Linked DNA regions of Homo sapiens: region 2 is linked to region 1. The links are chromatin loops, found by intact Hi-C in ENCODE. Cell type or tissue: heart left ventricle. All regions are shown on one strand. Links, peaks and the distances in the headings refer to the core of each region. The heading gives the core; the rest is flanking DNA.

Evidence for each region. Hi-C counts contacts between places; a loop is a spot of excess contacts. Peaks named below come from ENCODE experiments on the same cell type or tissue, not always from the same donor. Only the 100,000 strongest peaks of a DNase experiment are listed, where the experiment ranks them.
Region 2: it touches region 1 in a loop (2.0-fold over the local background); 20 of 110 quality-filtered maps call a loop at or near these places.

What each region holds. Positions count from the first base shown.
Region 1 is chr6:13,359,283-13,362,195 of GRCh38, forward strand. GFOD1 (Gfo/Idh/MocA-like oxidoreductase domain containing 1) reads right to left here. Exons shown (of 2, transcript NM_018988.4): 2 at 1-2,913. Among named protein-coding and RNA genes, the nearest start is that of TBC1D7-LOC100130357, 32 kb to the left of the region's middle. In heart left ventricle, for the core only: no CTCF peak of the experiment used is centred there; a DNase peak (open chromatin) is centred at 1,479; H3K27ac peaks cover 2,225 bases.
Region 2 is chr6:13,405,950-13,408,862 of GRCh38, forward strand. The region is part of intron 1 of GFOD1 (Gfo/Idh/MocA-like oxidoreductase domain containing 1); the gene reads right to left. Among named protein-coding and RNA genes, the nearest start is that of GFOD1-AS1, 79 kb to the right of the region's middle. RefSeq lists a silencer at 4-204. In heart left ventricle, for the core only: no CTCF peak of the experiment used is centred there; no DNase peak of the experiment used is centred there; H3K27ac peaks cover 2,500 bases.

The DNA of each region.
Region 1 (2,913 bases), core at 180-2,679:
TTTCTCCCCAAAAGGAAACTAAAATGTGGGGTTCTGATCATTGATTTTTAAACAAGCTCCCCAATGTCATGGCCTCTGCTCTGTAAACTCCAAGGCTCTGATGGCCAAAAACGTAGGCGGTGGTGGAGCAGTAGGCGGTGTCAAGGCTAGATTTGTATTAATATCTAGGAGTGGGGTGGGGATGCAGGTGGAGGGTGAGCCAAGTAGACCAAGCCTCAGGAAATCCCAGAGGTGAAGATTTGATGCACATCCCCCATCCTTGCCAAATAAAATACAAGTTAGAGGTCATTGTTCACATTACAGTCACAATGGGACATTTTAAACAGCTCGTTTTCTGAGTACATTCAAGACATAATTGAATTTATTTTAAAAAATGGATTTCCCGGCTGGGCACGGTGGATCACGCCTGTCATCCCAGCACTTTGGGAGGTCAAGGCGGGCGGATCACAAGGTCAGGAGTTCAAGACCAGCCTGACCAATATGGGGAAACCTTGTCTCTACTAAAAATACAAAAATTAGCCGGGCATGGTGGCGTGCGTCTGTAATCCCAGCTACTCAGGAGGCTGAGGCAGGAGAATCGCTTGAACCCGGGAGGCGGTGTTGCAGTGAGCTGAGATCACGCCATTGCACTCCAGCCTGGGTGACAGAGTAAGACTCTGTCTCAAAAAAAAAAAAAAAAGGATTTCCAGATTTCCCTGCAACTGCTCAGCGAATTGAGGTCCAATGCAGGTCTAATTCCAACTTCTCTGCCACTAGCCACAGGACTTCAGACAAGTCACTTCATCTCTCTGAGCCTCCTTTCCCTAGAGCTCTGGAGGTGCTATGTGAGGCAGCATGAGACTTAAGAGGCAGAAAACCTGACTTTTTGTCCTGGCTCTACCACTAAAGATGTGGGTGGCCTTGACCATCACTCTCTGTTATGTAAAACAAAAGGACGGCTATTGGACTGTGAAGCCCCTTCAGATGCAGCTGAATTTACCTTCTGCCCAGAAAATCATTAACAAAGCTGATTCTGCCCCCAGTACCCACCAGAATGCAAGAGATCAGATCAGAAACCCAACTTATGATCACAGGCCAAATTCAATAGCTGTGGCTATGAGACAAGATGAAGAGAGTAGGGGTGCAAAGAAAGGTGCAGTGCACAGCTAAAATTGGAGTGACAAACAAACGAACTTTAAAGCCCCACTCCCTGAGAAAGGACATTTTCCTACGTTATATTCAGACCCCCAAGAGCAAATTCCAAGGCCATCTATAATAGTCAGCCAACAAGATTTTGAAAATCCCCAGCCCTGAGGCTTGCTGCATCACCTACAATCAAAATGAACATAGGAAGTCAATTTTAAAAAAGGCTGAGTGATATTTCCATTTTGGAATGGGAAGAAACACTGGCTACTTCTATGTGCAGCTCTACAGCCTCCTGGCAGAACATCAGATGTTGCATCCTGCTGAACAGGAGGGTGCTGACAGCAGGCTGAGTGGAGCCGCAGGTTAGTCCATGCTTGTCACAGTCCTTCCTGGGTGTGAGAGCAGACCCCGTAGACATTGATAAGGAGCGGTTTCCTGCCTGGCAAGAACAGGAGGTGCCCACATCTCTTCCTGGGAGGCAGTGTGGTCTGGAGGAGAAGATTAAGGATTTGAATGACCTCATTTCTGCCTAACAGTTGTGTGACTTTGAACAAGTTCCTCTTCCTCTTACTGCCTCCATTTTCTCATGTGTATAAAAGAAATAGCAATACCCAACACTATAGGGTTGTTTTTATGGATTGTATGAGATAACATACTTAAAATACTCTGCACACAGTGGACAAGTCTTGGAGTTGGCCAGTCTTGGAGTTGGCCAAGACTACCCTAGAGTCCAGATATAACTGGCACAGTGGTATTTGCTGCCATGTAGGCTAAGGGGGGTCTGGGGTGCCCTACAATGCAATTGTCTGTTGAGAGGAGAAGTCTTGGAGGAGCTGACAGTGATCACAGATTCAAACTTTTCAAATAGGCCCAGGGCACTCCCAAACATTTTTTAAATACCAGGTAAGAACCCTGACCCACACCCTCCCTCATAACTTGGAATCTAGGCCATTCGCACATTGATGGGAACGAAACAGGCATGCAGGAACTAAATGGGAAGACTCTTAAAGCACTGCCTCCTTGCATCGAGGCCCTTGAAACACATTAAACAAAGCAGAAAGGAGCCAAAAGATTGCTGGGTTTTAGTCCTAGGTCAAAGTCAGCTGTGGGTACCCAGACCCCTAAAGGCATGATGAACGGTGCTGGGCTGAAACAAAGTCCTTCTGCAGAACACTGTTGAAGGCTAGAGATTTCAGCTTCATATAGCTACCCCAAATCAAGTCTTTGCATGTGGTGGGATAAGGGCAAATGGAGCACTAAAGGAGTATCTCAAACCCATTTGCTACAGTTTATATTTAAAGAAAATGAACTATCCAGTTCTTTTCTTTCTCTTGTTCCTTCACCTACCTACTACATGCATTTCAGTAGATAAAATTTGAGTACACACACTAAAATATTTTTTCATGCCTCTTTTAAAGAATATATGTTCTTTCTAATACCCCAGCTTCAAATGAGATTTTTTGTTTTAGACATTAAATATGTATTACAGAGCTTAGAGGCCTTTGTGGGGACCTCTCTCCAAAACCCGAAGTTTTGGGAAAAGATTTCGCGAGTATTATGGTTTAGTACAGAAACATACAATTGAAACCCCAGGAATATCCCTATTTAGGTTATGAATGACTTAGAAAAATGAAACCCATTGAATCATTTTGTTTACTTTCCCTTCATCCTTAATCGGAGCCCTTCAGGCTAGCTAGAAAATAATAATAATAATAATTCCAATGTTTCCCCAAAAACTACTTTCCCAGGGAGCAATTTAGAAGAACCAGAATCAGCTGGGTGTGGTGG
Region 2 (2,913 bases), core at 258-2,757, 47 kb after region 1:
GAGGAGCCTGGGGACATTGGCAAGGATCTTCCTTTCACTCTTGGCCTCCCCACCCCAACTTCTGAGGCAGCATCCTCTATCTCTAAAGAACAGGCCTCCCGCCTCTGCTATTCAGGGAATATTATGTTCTCCCAACTGTTATATTTTGGGTCCTTTTGGCAGGAGGTGGAGATGGGCAGGGGTGGAAAGAACCCACAAATGTTCTCGGAACAAGGAACCAGTAAAGTACAGACATCTGGCCCCAGGATTTTGCTGGCTCCAGGGACGTCACTATAAACCCACTAACACTAATTGCTTTCACGTCTGCTCCCATTTCTAGTGGAAATAAAATGCCTCTCTGGCTAATGGAAAATGAAACGCCGTTTGCTGTTTGTTTACCACATTACATAAGAGCTTTCTGTAGCACCCCTCCTCCCCTGGCCCCTGCCCTGAAACCCTCTGAAGGACAGCTTGTGCAAAGCCTGCAAGCGCTCTACAAATACAAGGTAACACGGCTTCAGAAAGGGCGCCTGTATTCACGTTAGGACTGTACAACTCCTTAATCCTAAACAGACGGGAGGGGAGGGCAGAAAGAAGAGAGCGAGAGCACAATCGAGAGTGAGAAGAGAAGAATTCTATTTGCTTTAAATTCATGCTTCCAGGAATATTTTCCATCTCCTTACTTGATGCTAAGTGCAAAGATCTAGAGTAGCTCATCAAACCTCAACTTCTAAATTCAATTTCCCTGACAAAGAAGGGGAAATAAAGGTCCAGCTGAAACTGGGGTTTAAGAAAGTGGACTCTCATCCATTGGGCCTTTAAAGTGTCTGACAGTAGGTGATTGGGAGGCCTTCTTTGACAGTCCTGTTCTGGTTGGCTGCCTGTGTTTATCCCCATGTTGGCATTTTGTACACAGTGTGATAGCAAATATAAAGACCTCTGGCTGTCCTTCCTCTGCCCTTGTCAGTTCTCTCCTTCTCCAGCAGCAGAACCACTCATTTCAGCTGGACCCATGGTTGCCAAGAATAAAAAACTCCATTTCCCAGTCTCCCTTGCCATTAAGTGTGGCCATGTGACTAAGTTCTGGCCAATGGGATGTGAATGGAAGAGCTGTGTAAACTTTCCATGGTGCACCCTCCATTTCCCTTTTCCTGTGTGACAAGCATAAGGCTATATTGGGCCATGAAGGCAAAGACAATACTCTAGGGATGGTGGCGCCAAGACAGAGGATCCTGGATCCCAAACACTATAGAGCTGCCAGACTGCTTACAGAGCGACTGCTATGGGAGGAAGAACTTTTTATTTTGGATCTGGGTTACTGCAGCTGAAATTGTATGCTTGGGATCTATTTGCTGAAGAGAAGAAAGGAGGATACCCTTAAAATAGATGACCCCACCATTTGGCTTTCACATTGAAAAGTCAGCCTCAGCTCTTCCTACTTTTCTTATTGATGAAGAATCTTACACCCCTACCAGCTCCCGGGCCTCAAAGACTACATCTTCCTCCTTGCCTTTCTTTGTCCCCATTTTCTTCTGTATGCTGCCTACTCCCAGGCTGGCACAGAGCAGCACTCCTTGACCAGAATGGCCCAGACAGTTGGAATAAAGGATGACATTAAAATAGAGCCCTTTGTTATGTCTCTAGGGAGTGTCTTCAAAACACCCTGTTACAATGGCCGAGAAAATTGCCTGAGATGGCCAAGTTCAAAGGGCTTATCTTTGAATCAAAAGCGGGAATGGGGTTTTGTGCAAATGTCATCTTCTGCCCAGTTCTGAGTTTCTATGTAGCAAACTTGGAGTAAAGTTAAGATCAAATGGGGCTCAGAGGATCAGCTATTACAATAGGCCTCAGTCAGATGGCTTTTCTTGAGCCACTGGATTTCATCAGAAGAGAATTGCAAACACAAACCCTTTGTTTAATGTAGACGGTGATGAAATAAATAGGGTGACTCCATCTCAACCACCCTCCTCCCTGTACTCACCCAACCAACTGACTCTCGGAGATTGCCCAACCAAAGAGCAGAAGTTCACAGAATATCTCTTCTTGGGTCAGCACCCAAAGGTGGGAGCACTTGGCTTTGCTCCCAGAAAACTATAATCTGGTGAAGGCATGTGAGAAATGTGCCCTTCCCTACTGCATACTGCAGAAGAACGTGGCTGAGAGCCCGGCCACGGTAGCATCTATCCTCCACATAGAGTCTTTATGAAGTGACACCTTCTCTCTCCAGCTCAGGCAATAGCCTCTGCCTGATCAGAACACAATTGAATGTGGCCTTGGGCCAGACTATGGCAGGCAAAGGTTAATTTCCTTTCCTTCTTAGAGCAGGACCTAGTTCCAATTGCCTCGCTTTGCCTAACTCAATTTTCCGCACAATATAGCAAGCTCCTTATCTTGGGCAGTGAGGTAGAAGCTTCCCCTTGTTCCTCCTTATGGTTTCCAGTGGAACTTTGAGGAGGGGCACATTTTGCTTAAAAAACAGCATTAATTGTGAAGCGAGAATAGCTTTTCTACTGATGGCTGCTTTTCTAGCAAAAATGTCTGCCTGCAAGGACCTCCCCATGTGACCTGGCAGGGAGAAAAGATAATGAGGAGCTCAGGTGAACAACTCAGGACCTGAGGAAAGTAGGCCAGTGAGTCAAAATAAAATCCAGCCAGGAGCAAACAGAAGAGTTAATGAACAGGAGATCACCTGATGCCCGGGCCCCTCTACCTTTAGCGATTTCATGTCCGAAGGTACTCTGTGCTCACCCGGGTAACACAGCTTTGTTAAGAGAATAGTCAGGCTGATAGATTTGTTCACTTCTATAGTCGCTTATCTTGGAATTACTCCATTGTTTTTAGAAAAATGACAGTTCATTTTCTAAAAATTAACACAGGCCAGTGTGGTGGCTCACGCCTGTAATCCCAGCACTTTGGGAGGTGGAGGTGGGTGGA